2 separate regions of the Homo sapiens genome follow, and region 1 is linked to region 2. Evidence: read pairs that join two places in POLR2A ChIA-PET (ENCODE). Cell type or tissue: GM12878. All regions are shown on one strand.

Region 1 (8,000 bases), 140 kb after region 2:
AGAGAGGGTTTGAGGTCAAGAGGGGCATTGTAATTCCCTTCTCTGTGTCATAACTCGGTGCATATGTGTATTGTGATTTGGGATACAGCACACTAGTGAGGAACTAAGCTGGGGGCTGGAGACAGGACGATAACTAAAACAAGGGGTCATGTGCTTGAGAAACGTACAGTCTCGTGAGGGCGACAGACAAATAAATAATTATAACACAAAGAGCTGCGTACCAGGGTGCAAATATGCACATAAAACGGTTACTTAACCCAGCCTGAGGTGATGAAAGAAGGCTTCTTGGAAGAGCTGATGCCGAGCTTCATTTTAGGCGGTGAATAGGAGGTAGCCAGGTAAATGGGGGTGGGCTGTGCTGTCTGAAGTGTGGCGGAGCTCGCTATGTGCAGGGGGCTGCTAGGAGTTGGTTAATATTCTGCAAGGGAAGGCTGAGGTTAGTGAAGGATGAGGCCAGATTACAAAGGATTTGTAAGCCATGGTCAATTACTCAGAGCAACAGGCTGTGTATAAATGGTGTTAAGCAGGGGAGCAACCATGAGTGACTTTAAATTAGAGCTCAGGCCCCAGAGGGACAGAACAAAAGGCCCCTCTTACTAAGTTTCCATTTCCCTTCTCAGATCCCTCTTTTCCCTTGGGTGATGAGGTTGAAAACAGCCAATCCCTTCTGGGGAGCCTGCCTCCTGCACACAAAGTGTGGCCTTATTTTACCTCCCACAAGCCAGTTCATTTTATCATAATAGTCTCACAGTAGAATGAGAGATACGTGTGGGGATGGGGGCTCTTCCCTTATGTCATCCATATGTGACTGAGATCCCCTTGGCAACCTCTTGGAGGTGGGATACAGCACTTCACTGAGTCCACTAAAAACAATCCTTGCACCAAATCCATGCAGTGGAGTACTACGCAACTGTTAAAAGAATGAGGACAGGCCGGGTGCAGTGGCTCACACTCAACACTTTGGGAGGCCGAGGCGGGCCCATCACTTGAGGTCAGGAGATCAAGACTAGCCTGGCCAACATGGTGAAACCCTCTCTCTACTAAAAATACAAAAATTAGCCAGGCATGATGGTGCGCGCCTGTGGTCCCAGCTACTCAGGAGGCTGAGGCACAAGAATTGCTTGAACCTGGGAGGCGGAGGTTGCAGTGAGCCAAGATTGTGCCACTGCACTCTAGCCTGGGCAACAGAGCAAGACTGTGTCTCAAAAAAACAGAAACAGAAAAAAAAACAAAACAAAAAACAGTGAGGACAATCTCTATACACTGGTGTGGACTGTAATGGAATAAAACCCATTGAATTTGAATAAAATAGGAATCCATGACTCCAAACTGATAATAAAAAGATATCCATAAACAAATAGATGAGAAGGGAAGGCTATGCTTTACAGTCTTTACCAAACATGATTTTAAATTAAAAAGATAGGTATATGGCTGGGCAAGATGGCTCATACCTGTAATCCCAGCACTGTGGGAGGCCAAGACAGGTGGATGGCTTGAGCCCAGGAGTTTGAGACCAGCCTGGGCAACATGACGAAACCCCACCTCTACCAAAAACAAAACAAAACAATCCAAAAATTAGCTGGGTGTGGTGGCGCACGCCTGTAATCCCAGCTATTCAGGAGGCCAAGGTCGGAGGATCGCTGGAGCCTGAGAAGTCAAGGCTGCAGTGAGACAAGATGGTGCCACTGTACTCTAGCTTGGATGACAGAGCAAGACCTGTCTCAAAATAAATATATAAATAAAAAACATAAAAATAGCTACCTAAAGAGGGATAGAAGGAACAGCCCTCCACCCTCATAACATCTGTGGAGATAAGGCAGGGTATAAATGAAGGCTGACATATCATATGTCTAAATATTTGAAATATTTGAAAGCTAACTAGCTGCTCGGTATGCTCTATCCTCCTACCTTGACAAATATGCCTTCTAATGACAAAATTTAAAAATGTGTAAAGCTGGCTGGGTGCGGTGGTTCACGCCTGTAATCCCAGCACTTTGGGAGGCCGAGGCAGGCAGATCACTTGACATCAGGAGTTCGAGACCAGCCTGACCAACATGGTGAAACCCTGTCTCTACTAAAAGTACAAAAATTAGCCAGGCGTGGTGGCGCCTGCCTGTAATCCCAGCTACTCAGGAGGCTGAGGCAGGAGAATCACTTGAAACCGGGAGGCAGGGGTTGCAGTGAGCTGAGATTATGTCATTGCACTCCAGCCTGGGCGACAGAGAGATACTTTGTCTCAAAAAAACAAAACAAAACAAAAAAGTAACGCTATGGTTTTTGGATGCTCCAAAGTCAACAAAATATCAAAGATAAGTTAACTTAGCTATTATTGCATATATTATTACATATATTATTGCCTGGGTATGCTTATGATAGACTAGCAATATTTACATGTGTAATAAAGTCATACACAATTCATGATTATATATTTATTCCATAAATTAATTTTCCTTGCCTTCACTTCAGGAAATTCCTTAATTATGTTGTTATAATAAAACATTTCTCATAATTCATGTTCTATTGCCAGTAATGCCAAATTAATTGGCCTTTCTTGAGTCATAGTTGTTCCGACGTCTTCAAAAAAATAATTTTTTTTTTTGAGACAGTCTCGCTCTGTTGCCCAGGCTGGACTGCAGTGGTGCAACCTCAGCAAACTGCACCCTCTGCCTCCCAGGTTCAAGTGATTCTCCTGCTTCAGCCTCCCAAGTAGCTGGGTTTACAGGCATGCGCCATCATGCCCAGCTAATTTTTTGTATTTTTAGTAGAGACGAGGTTTCACCATGTTGGCCGGGCTTGTCTCCAGCTCCTGACCTCAAGTGATACACCTGCCTTGGCCTCCTAAACTGCTGGGATTACAGGCGTGAGCCACCGCGCCCCGGCCATTTTTTTTTTTTTTTTGAGACAGGGTCTTACTCTGTCATCCAGGCTGGAGTGCAGTGGTGCCATCTCAGCTCACTGCAACATCTGCACTGCAGTGCAACCTCTGCAACATGGGCTCAAGTGAGCCTCCCACCTCAGCCTCCCAAGTAGCTGGGATCACAGACAAGTGTCACCAGGCTCGACTAATTTTTGTTTTCGTTTTTTTGGTAGTGATGGCATTTTGCCATGTGGCCCAGGCTGGTCTTGAACTCCTGGGCTCAAGGGATTTGCCCACCTCTGCCTCCCAAAATGCTGGGATTACAAGCGTGAGCCACTGTGCCTGGCCTGGCCTTAAAAAATTAATTTTTTTTGAGGGGGGGACGGAGTCTCGCTCTGTCACCCAGGATAGAGGGCAATGGGCGCTATCTCGGCTCACTGCAACCTCTGCCTCTTGGGTTCAAGCGATTCTCCCACCTCAGCCTCCTGAGTAGCTGGGATTACAGGTACCCACCATCATGCCCGGCTAATTTTTGTATTTTTGTGGAGACTGGGTTTCCCCATGTTGGCCAGGCTGGTCTTGAAATCCTGACCTCAGGTGATCCACCCGCCTCGGCCTCCCAAAGCTCTGGGATTACAGGCATGAGCCACCACGCCCGGCCAACAAATTAATTTTAATATGGAGAAACTGCTCTGCTGAGGCCTTAGCAAATGAAATTATTACTAATATGCTTAAGCAAGACTTAGACTCAGAAAGGGATCATACATTTTATATGTCATGTTCAAATATTTTAAAGGGGTTACATATGATAAATATTTGATCCCAGAAAATATTTAAAATATTTTTTTTTCTTATTATTCTTTTTTGAAACAGAGTCTCGCTCTGTCACCCACGCTGGAGTGTAGTAGTGCAGTCTTAGCTCACTGCAGCCTTGAACTTCCAGGCTCAAAGTGTTCCTCCCACCTCAGCCTCCCAAGTAGCTGGGACTTACAGGCATGCATCATCACACTTGGCTAATTTATTTATTTATTATTATAACATTTATAACAAACATGCACATGTGTTTTATGTATGTATGTATGTATTTATTTAGTAGCGACACCATGTTGCCCAGTCTGGTCTTGAACTCCTGGCCTCAAGTACTGCACCCACCTCGGCCTCCCAAAGTTCTGGGATTACAAGCGTGAGCCACGGGGGTCTACAGTTAGCTTGTACCCCTTCCCTTTTTGTGTGACTATATTATTCTATATGAAACGCAGCTGGGTTTTTTTTTCTATTTGCATTTTGGTTTTTTCTTTCTCATTTCTATTGATTTAATTTAATTTAATTTTTGAATATAAAGAACATTAGCATTCTTCCAAAAGTCAAAATTAGGTCAGGTGTGGTGGTTCATGCCTGTAATCCCAGCACTTTGGGAGGCCGAGGCGGGTGGATCACAAGGTCAAGGAATTCAAGACCAGCCTGGCCAAGATGGTGAAACCCCGTCTCTACTATAAACTACAAAAATTAGCCAGGTGCAGTGGCAGGCGCCTGTAATCCCAGCTACTCGGGAGGCTGAGGCAGGAGAATCAGTTGAACCCGGGTGGCAGAGGTTGCAGTGGGCCAAGATCATGCCACTGCACTCCAGCCTGGGTGACAGAGTGAGACTCTGTCTCAAAAAAAAAAAAAAAAAAAAAGTCAACATTATACAAAAACGGTATACTCAAAGGAGTGTCACTTCCTCCCCATCCCTTCCATTCCATTTCTCCACCCGCCACCCCTTGAAGTAATTAATGTTATTTCTGGTTTAACCTTCCTGTGTTTTTATTTTTTCAAAATTAAGCAGCTATCAAGAGAATAAGAAGACAAGCTACACACTGGGAGAAAATATTTGAATAGACACATCTGATAAAGGACTGTTATCCAAAATATACAAAGGACTCTTTTTTTTTGTTTCTTTTTAATACAGATTCTCACTGTGTTGCCCAGGCTGGAGTGCAATGGCTATTCGCAGGTATGAGCCCACTACTGATCGCCACAGGATTTTTGATCTGCTCTATTTCTTTTTTCTTTTCTTTTTACTTTTTTTTTTTTTTTTTTTTTTGAGGCAGAGTCTCACCCTGTCACCAGGCTGGAGTGCAGTGGTACGATCTCGGTTCACTGCAACCTCTGCCTCCCAGGTTCAAGCGATTCTCCTGCCTCAGCCTCCCAAGTAGCTGGGACTACAAGCGTGTGCCACCATGCCCAGCTAGTTTTTGTATTTTTTTTAGAGATGGAGTTTCACCATGTTGGCCAGGATGGTCTCTATCTCTTGACCTCGTGATCTGCCCACCTCGGCCTCCAAAAGTGCTGGGATTACAGGCATGAGCCACCATGCCCGGCCGATCTGCTCTATTTCTGACCTGGGCTGATTCACCCTTCCTTAGGCAACCTGGTGGTCACCCATTCCTGGGAGGTTACCACATTGATGCCGAACTTAGTGCAGACCCCTATTGGTATAGTGCACTACAGCCCAGAACTCCTGGGCTGAAGTGGTCCTCCTGCCTTAGCCTTCTGAGTAGCTGGGACTGTAGGTCTGGCATAAAAGAAACTCTTAAAACTTAAAAATAAGAAAACAACCCAATCTAAAAGTGGGTCCCAAACCTTGACACCTTGTTAAAGAAGATATACAGATAGAAAATAAGCATATGAAATGATGCTCCACACTATATACTGTCAGGGAAATGTAAACTAAAACAGCAGCGAGATACCATTACATACTCATTAGAATGGCCCAAATCCAAAACTGACACTGCAAAATGCTGAGGAAGATGTGCAGCAGCAGGAATTATCACTCATTGCTGGTGGGAATGCAAGACGGTACAGCCACTTTAGAAGACAGTTTGGTGATTTCTTGCAAAACTAAAAATACTCATGCTATATTTATGATCCAGCAATTGTGTTCCTTGGTATTTACCCAAATGAGTTGAAGACTTATGTCCACCTGAATGCACATGAATGTTTATAGCAGACCTTATTCATCATTCCCAAACCTGGAAGCAACCAAGATGTCATTCAATTGATGAATGGATAAATTAGCTAGTACATCCAAACAATGGAATATTGTTTAGTGCTAAAAAGAAATGGGCTATGAAAAGATATGGAGGAAACTTAAATCCATATTGCTAAGAGAAAGAAGCCAATCTGAAAAGGCTACATACTGTACGATTTCAACTATATGACGTTCTACAACAGGTAAAACTATGGAAACAGTAAAAAGATCAGTGGTTGCCAGGAGTCTGGGGGGAAGGAGGGATGAATAGGCACAGCACGGAGAATTTTTAGGGCAATGAAACTATTCTCTATAACACTGTATGATGGATAAATGTCATTAAACATTTGTCAAAACCCATAGAATGTACAACACCAAGAGTGAACCCTAATGTAAACTGTGGACTTCAGTTCATAATAAAGTATCAATAGTGGCTCATCACTTGTTTAAAAAAATATCCAAATGAGCAGTATTTTGGTTACACTTTTATCAATATTATTCATATTAAACAACCATCTCAAATATCTGTGGGTAGTGCACATGCAAGGGTAATTTGATTTTCCATTTGAGACCATAATTTGCTCTTTGTGAATCTTCTTAACGCTGCTCAGTCTTCTAGTTTCCCCTTCCTTCCTTCCTTCCCTCCCTTTCCTTCCTTTCTTCCTTCTTTCCCTTCTTCCCCCTCCTCTCTCTCTTTCTTTGTCTCTTCCTTCCTTCTTTCTTCTTTCTTTCTTTGCCTTTCTTTCTTTCTCTCCTTCCTTCCTTCTTTCTTTTTTTTTCTCTCTCTCTCCCTTTTCTTTCTCTCCTTCCTTCCTCTCTCTCTCTCTCTTTCTCTTTTTCTCTCTTTCTTTCCAGAATCTCAACCCTGTTGCCCAGGCTGGAGTAAAGTGGTGCAATCACAGCTCACTGCAGCCTCGACTTCCCAAATTCAGGTGATTCTCCCACCTCAGCTTCTCGAGTAGCTGAGACTATAGGCACATGCCACCATGCCCAGCTAATATTTTGTATTTTTAGTAGAGACAGGGTTTCGCCATGTTGCCTAGGTTGGTATTGCACTCCTGGGCTCAAGCGATCCGCCCACCTTGGCCTCCCCAAGTGCTGGAATTTCAGGTGTGAGCCATGGTGCCCAGCCCTTCTAGTTTCTTGTCTAAATTAAACCGACTTGTTTTAACAGCATTTAGCCAGCATTCCCATCATGTATCCAAGAGCAGTTGTAAGGTCAGTTGTGATACAGTTTTTTCCAAGATATTTCATCTTTGGGCACATCCAGAATATTGCATATAATCTTTTTATTTTTCCAAAAATGCCATTATTATCAGCACAATTAGGCTGTGTCTTCTAATAACAAGTTCAACTATGTGCCATACAGGGGACATGTCACCAAAAAAATGCTTCTAGATTTTTGGCCAAAATCCTGGCTTGTTCATCTTTATTATCTTTACTAACCATGTCATTACTGTTATCATCGACTTGCCCTTGACAGTCTTTTAAATCAAAGACTAAAATTGCAAGTAGGTTTTTTCCTTAGTGCAAAACTAGGGAAAACTAGTTTTTCCTTAAGTCAAAACTAGAATATAGCTAGTTAAATACACATGCGTGTTTTCTCTATATTTACATATATGCAAATTTAAAGATAAATAGGAATTAATATTGAAAAATGTTCCTCAGCCACATTGCACAAACCACGTTAATTTCTTTTCTTCTTTCTTTCCTTTTCTTTTCTTCTTTTTCTTTCTTTCTTTTTTTTTTGTAAGATGTGTAGGACAGAGTCAGCACGGTGGCTCACGCCTGTAATCCCAACACTTTGGGAGGCCGAGGCAGGCAGATCACTTGAGGCCAGGAGTTCAAGACCAGCCTGGCCAACATGGTGAAACCCCGTCTCTACTAAAAATACAAAAGTTAGCTGGGTGTGGTGGTGCACGCCTGTAGTCCCAGCTACTGGGGGAGACTGAGGCACAAGAAGCACTTGAGCCTGGGAGGTGGAGGTTGCAGTAAGCTGAGCTCGTGCCACTGCACTCCCGCCTGGGTGACAGAGCGAGACTGTCTCAAACAAGTGCAGAAGAGCTGAAGAGCTTCTTCGGGCCTGAACCGTGTTGTTTGCAGAGCTGACGTTTGGGGCTATAGGCTTTTCCG
Region 2 (8,000 bases):
TGAGACACTGGCGGCAGGCACCTAGCTATGTGACCACTGGCCCTAAACCTTTTCCCTCTGTGGCCTCCTGGCTTGCACTGCTCCCTCTAGAAAGATTCCTTCAGGTCTGGAGGCAGAGGAATGGGCATAGCTGAGCCAGTTGCCCTCCTAGGGCATGTTTGACCAGGACTGAGTCTGGAATCTCCAAGTTAAAGATGGTGAATCAATGCTTCGGGCTTGGAGATGGAACATGCCTCCTCTCCATTCAGCTAGAAGGACCAAAGCATGTGGCATTTGGATGGCCAGAGTGCCCTGAAGCACCACTACCAACCTTGCCTCCCCCTCCTCTCAAAGAGCCTCTGACTGTGTCACCAAGGGGCTCACATCTTATGTCTGCCATGCCAGGGGTGTCGCCATCCAGATGTGTTGGAAGCTTCCCCTCCTGCCTTATGCTCACCTGTGGACACCGAGGATGCCCTCACATTGGTGCTTTCTCCTCATCCTCATGCCCCCTTTGCCACAATGGTATGATGGCTTGGTAGCCCCTCGAGGCAGATGCACCTGACTTGCTGCTATTAAAAAGCCGTGTGCCTTCTACCAATTGTGGCCTCTTCTTTACTGCCTGGTGCTTCCAAGAAAGGGCACTGTTCTTGGTCTTTCTGGTTAAACTACCAACCATGATCTATTGCAAGTGGTTCTTGGGCACTAGGTTCAGAGGCAGTGGAGGCTGGAAGGGCCCATGAACAAGATATTGGCATGGGGGTTGGCCATGCTGGGCTGTATTAGTCCAGTCTCACGCTGCTAATAAAGACATACCCAAGACAGGGTAAGTAATTTATAAAGGAGGCTGGGCATGGTGACTCACGCCCGTAATCCCAGCACTTTGGGAGGCCGAGGTGAGCGGATCACCTGAGGTCAGGAGTTTGAGACCAGCCTGACCGACATGGATAGACCTCGTCTCTACTAAAAATACAAAATTAGCTGGGTGTGATGGCACATGCTTGTAATCCCAGCTACTCGAGAGGCTGAAGCAAGAGTATTGCTTGAACCCAGGAGGTGGAGGTTGCCGTGAGCCGAGATAGTGCCACTGCACTCCAGCCTGGAGAACAAGAGTGAAACTCTGTCAAAAAAAAAATTTATAAACGAAAGAGGTTTAATTGACTCACAGTTCCACATAGCTGGGGAGGCCTCACAATCGTGGCAGAAGGCAAATGAGGAGCAAAGTCACATCTTACATAGCAGCAGGCAAGAGAGTGTGTGCCGGGGAACTCCCCTTTATAAAACCATCAAATCTCATGAGACTTATTCACTATCATGAAAACAGCACGGGAAAACCTGCCCCTGTGATTTAATTACCTCCCACCGGGTACCTCCCATGACACGAGGGAGTTATGGGAGCTGCAATTCAAGATGAGATTTGGGTAGGGACACAGCCAAACCATACTATGGGCCATAGAATTATCACCCTTTTCACACTTACCCCCCAGGCTTGGAGTTAGTGACCAGCAATCTGCCTTTCTCTGCACAGAGGGGCAACTGGGTCAGATTCAGGGTCTCCAGAAAAAGTTGGGGCCCAGGGATAGATTCAGGAGGAACCCACACAGTTTTCCAGAGGATAAGACTCTCAGCGGGGCACGGTGGCTGACGCCTGTAATCCCAGCACTTTGGGAGGCCGATGAGGGCAGATCACCTGAGGTGGGGAGTTTGAGACCAGCCTGACTAATATGGAGAAACCCCATCTCTACTAAAAATACAAAATTAGCCAGGTGTGGTGGTGCATGCCTGTAATCCCAGCTACTCGGGAGGCTGAGGCAGGAGAATTGCTTGAACCTGGGAGGCAGAGGTTATGATGAGCCAAGATCATGCCATTGCACTCCAGCCTGGGCAACAAGAGCTAAACTCGGTCTCAAAAAAAAAAAAAAAAAAAAAAAAAAAAAAAGACTCTCACTCCCGTTAACCATTACCCCACTGCTTCCACAGCGTCTTCAAGGAGGCGGGACCTGGGAGGGGATGGGTGGGAGGATCAGTGGCTGTGATGAACCTTGTCCCTACCCCGGGCACTGGGTTGCTGATCCAGCTATGGAGAAAGCCGCAGGTAGGAGGCCAGGAGAAATCCTCTGCAGGGGACTTTGGGACAGGCAGGGGGCCGACTTGGAGGCTGAAGCTTTGGGACCAGGGCACACTTGATTTTGGGGCTTGGAGCCCTGAGGCAGGTAAACAAGTCAGGAGAAAAGTAATGAGTTGATATGTCTGTCTTCCTGGTCCACACCCTGTACTGATATGCTCAGATTTATGTGCCAAGGACTTGGGGGGAGAGAAAGGGAGGGGACCGCACAATAGTCCTGTGTGTATGGCAGTGAGAAGAGAAGACCCCTTTGGAGCAGAAAGGAGGGGGCATGCCCTGAGTTTGGGGGTTTCCCTGAGTCCTTTTAGTTTATGCCAATGGAAGAGGCACATCTGGGGAGAAGAATGTGACTCTCCTCCTCTCACCCACTTCTTTGCCCAGTAGATCTGCAGGACACAGCCTCGTTAACTCTGTAAGTGCCACGAGGGTTGGGGCAAGGGGAGGAAATAATTGGAGGCAGCGAAGCGCTTCACTGCCATTAGCACCTAAAGGAGATCCTGGGACCCAAGTCCAGCTGCCAGCTTGTACCTGCTTCCCCTGCCTCCTTGCAGGAAGTTTAAGTTTAACCCAAAGCTGGGCATTGATAATCCTGTCCTCTCCCTGGCCGAAGACCACGACCCCTATGGTAACTCCCTCACCCCCTGGCAACCATTCCCTATCCCTGGAGGCACCACGGCTCCACACGGCCTCCGATCTCCTTGGTAACCACTCACTCGGTCTCCCTCTGATAACAGCCTTGGTTGGGAGTAGAGATAGGAGGGGCCGGGTGTTTTCTCCTGTCCCAGTCCCTCTGCCCACGAACCCCACCACCCAACACCCAACCAGGCAGAAACTGCCCAGCACCCTATCAGGACACAGGGTCTGCCAGGCACACGGCGAACCTGTACTTGGGCTGTGCCCTCTCCTCCCCCTTTTCTGCTGCCCACCTCACCCTCCAGATCCCTGGAGCCTGGAGCGGCCTCGCTTCTGTTTACTGAGCAAAGAGGAGGGCAAGAGTTTTGGCTTCCACCTGCAGCAGGAGCTGGGCAGGGCTGGGCATGTGGTGTGCAGGGTGGACCCAGGCACCTCTGCCCAGCGCCAGGGTCTTCAGGAAGGAGACAGGATCCTGGCGGTGAACAATGATGTTGTGGAACACGAAGACTATGCGGTGGTAAGGCTGTGGTCCAGGAGAGCATGCTAGCACCTCAGAAAGAGAAGCGGGTTGCTCAGTCCCCTGGGCAGTATGGCAGCAGGGCACAAGCCTCACTCCCCCACACCCCAGGATTTAGAAGTGCCCAAGTCAGAGGGGTAGGGAAAGCATCTAGAAAGCCGATTCCCGCTGGGCGCAGTGGCTCACGCCTGTAATCCCAGCACTTTGGGAGGCCAAGGCAGGTGGATCACCCAAGGTCAGGAGTTCAAGACCAGCCTGGCCAACATGGCAAGACCCTGTCTCTACTAAAAATACAGAAATTAGCTGGGCGTGGTGGCAGGCGCCTGTAATCCCAGCTACTCGGGAGGGCTGAGGCAGGAGAATCACTTGAACATGGGAGGCGGAGGTTGCGGTGAGCTGAGATCGCACCATTGCACTCCAACCTGGGCGACAAGAGCAAAACTCCATCTCAAAAAAAAAAAAAAAAAAGAAAAAGAAAAAAAGCCGATTCCCTTGGCAAAAAAATGTGGATTCCAGGGAGGTCCTGGGGGTTGGCAAGAGGGTCTAGACCAAACCCACGCCCACGTGCCCTCTGTCCAGGTGGTACGCCGCATCCGGGCCAGCAGCCCTCGGGTGTTGCTGACAGTATTGGCACGGCATGCACATGACGTGGCCCGAGCTCAGCTGGGAGAAGATGCCCACCTCTGTCCCACCCTAGGCCCAGGGGTCCGGCCCCGGCTGTGCCACATAGTGAAAGATGAGGGTGGTTTTGGCTTCAGTGTCACCCATGGTGAGCCCAGAGGGTGCGAGGGGGCGGCAAGGATGAGGGATCTCAGCCCCTGTTCAGGGCAGGCAGGAAACAGACTGGACCTTGCTTTTTTTTTTAATTTCTAGGCAATCAGGGTCCTTTCTGGTTGGTGCTAAGTACTGGAGGAGCAGCTGAGCGGGCAGGGGTGCCCCCCGGGGCCCGGCTGCTGGAAGTGAATGGGGTCAGTGTGGAGAAGTTCACTCACAACCAACTCACCAGGAAGGTGTGACTGCCTGTCTCCCACTCTCCTCCCCCAATCCGGGCCTGGGCCCCACCTCGGGAAGACGCCTCCTTCCCCATGCGCCTAACCTCCTTATCTGGTCTCCTACCTTTATCACCATCCTCCCCCTCTACAGTTTGTGCCAGGCTCCACTTAGTGCCTGGGAGGAGGGGCTGTGGGGGGAGCATACCTCTTCTCTCCCTGCCCAGGTGTTATACTGATGCCCTGCTGGGTCCCCACAGCTTTGGCAGAGTGGACAGCAGGTGACCTTGCTGGTGGCAGGGCCAGAGGTGGAAGAACAGTGTCGCCAGCTGGGATTGCCCCTGGCTGCACCCCTGGCAGAGGGCTGGGCACTGCCCACCAAGCCCCGCTGCCTGCACCTGGAGAAAGGGCCCCAGGGTTTTGGGTTCCTGCTCCGGGAGGAAAAGGGCCTTGACGGTCGCCCTGGTGAGTGGGAGCCCTGGGGGCGGTGGGGGAAGGTGGGCCTTGGGGTGGGCACACAAGCGTATATACACCTTTCAGTGCACCGAAGAGGTGTCCCTGTCTGAGCTCTGGCCCTGGGCCGCCTCTTCCCGTTCACTCTGGGGTCAGTCCCCTGGTGTGTACACAGTGGCCTAGGATAGCTGGAGAGGAGCAGTGAGGATGTCTATGCCCCAGGACAGTTCCTGTGGGAGGTGGACCCGGGACTGCCAGCCAAGAAGGCTGGGATGCAGGCTGGGGACCGGCTGGTGGCTGTGGCTGGGGAGAGCGTGGAGGGGCTGGGCCATGAGGAGACAGTGTCCAGGATCCAGGGGCAGGGCTCCTGTGTCTCCCTCACTGTCGTCGACCCTGAGGCGGACCGCTTCTTCAGCATGGTGCGTGCTGAGGGGCAGGGGCTAGGGTTGGGGCAGGAGTGGGGCAGGGCTGAGGTCCGAAAGATTTGCTCTCCCTGCCACCTTCCAGGTTCGCCTGTCCCCACTCCTCTTCTTGGAGAACACAGAGGCTCCCGCCTCGCCCCGGGGCAGCAGCTCAGCCTCACTGGTTGAGACAGAGGACCCTTCACTTGAAGACACAAGCGTGCCTTCTGTCCCTCTTGGCTCCCGACAGTGCTTCCTGTACCCTGGGCCTGGTGGCAGCTATGGCTTCCGACTCAGTTGTGTGGCCAGTGGGCCTCGTCTCTTCATCTCCCAGGTGACTGATGCCCCATGGATCTTGAATCCCTTCGATCCTTTGCTGCCTGATCGGTCTTCCTCTGCTTCCCTCCCAGAGCCTAAAGCCAGCAAACTTTCCCCCGGTGTCCCCTGTTCTGCATGCCCCCACAACACCAGGTGACTCCAGGAGGCTCAGCTGCCCGGGCTGGGCTGCAAGTGGGAGACGTGATTCTGGAAGTGAACGGGTATCCTGTTGGGGGACAGAATGACCTGGAGAGGCTTCAGCAGCTGCCTGAGGCTGAGCCACCCCTCTGCCTGAAGCTGGCAGCCAGGTCTCTGCGGGGCTTGGAAGCCTGGATTCCCCCTGGGGCTGCAGAGGTGAGGAAGAAGAAACAGATGGGACTGTGAGTAGCTACAGAGGGCAGGGAGGAGTGAGAAAGAAGGGCAGAGTGGGCGAGGTACAAGGTGAAGCCGTGTGGGGTATGCAGGTTGGGACTTCAGGTCGTGGTAGGTGGGGACAGAAGGACTCGTGAAATAAACCCCATTTCTGGGCATTCCAGTGCAGGGCGGGGCAAGAAAAAGGAACTCTTCTGGGTCCCACCTGGAATGACCTTCTACCTCCTCTCTCTGTATAGGACTGGGCTCTGGCCTCGGATCTACTGTAGAGCACCCCTGCTTGGTACAGACATACTCAGGGGCTACCGTGTCTTCACTCTCCAGCCTGAGGTGGTGAAGGCAGGATGCTCTCTCTAAGCCAGACCAGAGGGACTCAGACACCACCGATCACAGGCTGGCCCAGGTGCTCCCTCCCTTCCTGCAGGCCCACCTGCCAGCAGAGGGTGTGGTTGGAGGCCTCAGACAGGTCCCTGAAGGAGTCTGAGGCTCCAGAGGATGTCATATGGGAGTTTTAGAGAGCTGTGTCCCAAGGATGAAGGTGTGGCTGTGGGTCTGGCTAGGATTGAAGCCATCTGGACCTTTTCTAGATATGACTCCAGGACCCTTGAGTGTAATGCAAAAATTTGGAGACCAGCTATGCCTGCCCTCTGTGGGTGCCTTAGCATTGCGGGAGGGTGGTGCTTGGTCACCGTTGCATTTGTTATAGAAATGGCCATTCGCCATAAATCTGACTGCCTGTGTTTGTGTTGGTGGGGGTAAGGGGCAGTGGTGTGAAGGGACCAAAAGGGCCTCAGGCTCAAGGGGTGGGATGCGGCTCCTGCAGGAGAGAGGTTGAGACCTGGTCAAATTTATTTCCTATCAATCACTGAATCTCAGGGATAATGGGTCAACCCAGAACTGAGATGTCTGTATGACAGCCACTCCTAAAAATAAACAACAACAAAAACAAAAAAAGAAGAAAACTAAATAAAAATAAAAATAAAAATAAGATCCACTTCTCTCTGCCAAACGGCCAGAGCCCACAGCTCTATTGAGTTCTACATCAAGACACTTTATTGCTGGGGCCTCAGAGAACACTAGAGACTAGGGGCTGGTGGCCTCAAAGATCCAGGGGGGGTGAGTCCAAACTGGCGTTGCTGCTCCTTGTGCCTGGCGTGAAGTCTCAGTGCTGCCCCATCCCACTGCTGCTTGATGGCTCTCAGCTTGGCCAAGAGCCTGTCCAGACTGTCCTGCAGACATCAATATTTCAGACCCCAGAAAGAGAGAGAGGGAAGGAGTGAGTGCTGCCCCAGGTTGGTTCATAAGCTTTCCTTGCCCAGTAGACATGGTCGTATCCCCTCTGTCTGCCCTCAGGATAGAGCAGGGCTCCCTTGGAGACGCTCCTTCTCCTTAACCCTGGGTTGTCAGTCATCATACGAGCTGGGGTTTGTGGGCATGGGGGAGTCCTGGGTACTGGGATGGCTGGGATCCAGGGGGTGGTGCTTACGTGTAAGATTTCCTCATACTTCGCCTCCATGTCTGCCATGTGGGCCCGAAGCTGAGCCAGGGCCTGGTCCCGCTCTCCGAGAGCTTGTTCAGCCTCTTCCCGGGCAGCTGCAGCCTCCCTTTGGCATGCCTCTGGGGGCAGGCAGGATGAAAGAGAGCAGGATGGTGACACTCTATCCTTGACCAGTCTCTCCAAAGGTATCTGGAAAGGAGACCTCAAATGGGCTCGTTCCAGACTCCCCCAGCATCACCAAATTTCCCGCAGTCCCTGTAAAAGCTGAAGCTCCACTGAGGTATATAGCAGAGAGTGGCGGGCTTGAGATAGAAGGCTCCAAAGTCGGATTACTACCTAGGTGACCACATGCATGTCTCTTTCTGAGCCTTGGTGTCTTCATCTTTTTTTTTTTTTTTAGATGGAGTCTCACTCTGTCGCCAGGCTGGAGTGCAGTGGCGCGATCTCAGCTCACTGCAACTGCCACCTCCTGGGTTCAAGCAATTCTCCTGCCTCAGCCTCCCGAGTAGCTGGGATTACAGGCACATGCCACCATGCCCAGCTAATCTTCGAATTTTTAGTAGAGATGGGGTTTCACCATGTTGGCCAGGATGGTCCCTATCTCTTAACCTTGTGATCCGCCCGCCTCGGCCTCCCAAAGTGGTGGGATTACAAGTGTGAGCCACCGCGGCTGGCTGGTGTCTTCATCTGTAAAGAGAGAATGACACATCCCTCA

What was found. ChIA-PET counts read pairs that join two places held together with the same protein. Peaks named below come from ENCODE experiments on the same cell type or tissue, not always from the same donor. Only the 100,000 strongest peaks of a DNase experiment are listed, where the experiment ranks them.
Region 1: POLR2A ChIA-PET joins it to region 2 with 11 read pairs; 6 of 35 experiments call an interaction of 5 or more read pairs at or near these places.

The regions. Positions count from the first base shown.
Region 1 is chr11:119,323,900-119,331,899 of GRCh38, forward strand. No RefSeq gene overlaps it. Among named protein-coding and RNA genes, the nearest start is that of RNF26, 6.6 kb to the right of the region's middle. In GM12878, no CTCF peak of the experiment used is centred here; no DNase peak of the experiment used is centred here.
Region 2 is chr11:119,183,437-119,191,436 of GRCh38, forward strand. NLRX1 (NLR family member X1) reads left to right here. Exons shown (of 10, transcript NM_001282144.2): 10 at 1-580. The coding sequence ends at 3. NHERF4 (NHERF family PDZ scaffold protein 4) reads left to right here and starts at 2,039. Exons shown (of 11, transcript NM_001168468.2): 1 at 2,039-2,074; 2 at 2,489-2,516; 3 at 2,656-2,729; 4 at 3,043-3,254; 5 at 3,834-4,023; 6 at 4,128-4,264; 7 at 4,504-4,708; 8 at 4,919-5,115; 9 at 5,204-5,431; 10 at 5,569-5,769; 11 at 6,027-6,777. The coding sequence starts at 2,059. The coding sequence ends at 6,056. DRC12 (dynein regulatory complex subunit 12 homolog) reads right to left here. Exons shown (of 7, transcript NM_001145018.3): 6 at 7,274-7,404; 7 at 6,818-7,016. The coding sequence ends at 6,864. SNORD150 (small nucleolar RNA, C/D box 150) reads right to left here and starts at 7,205; the gene lies at 7,131-7,205. RefSeq lists an enhancer at 7,864-8,000. In GM12878, no CTCF peak of the experiment used is centred here; no DNase peak of the experiment used is centred here.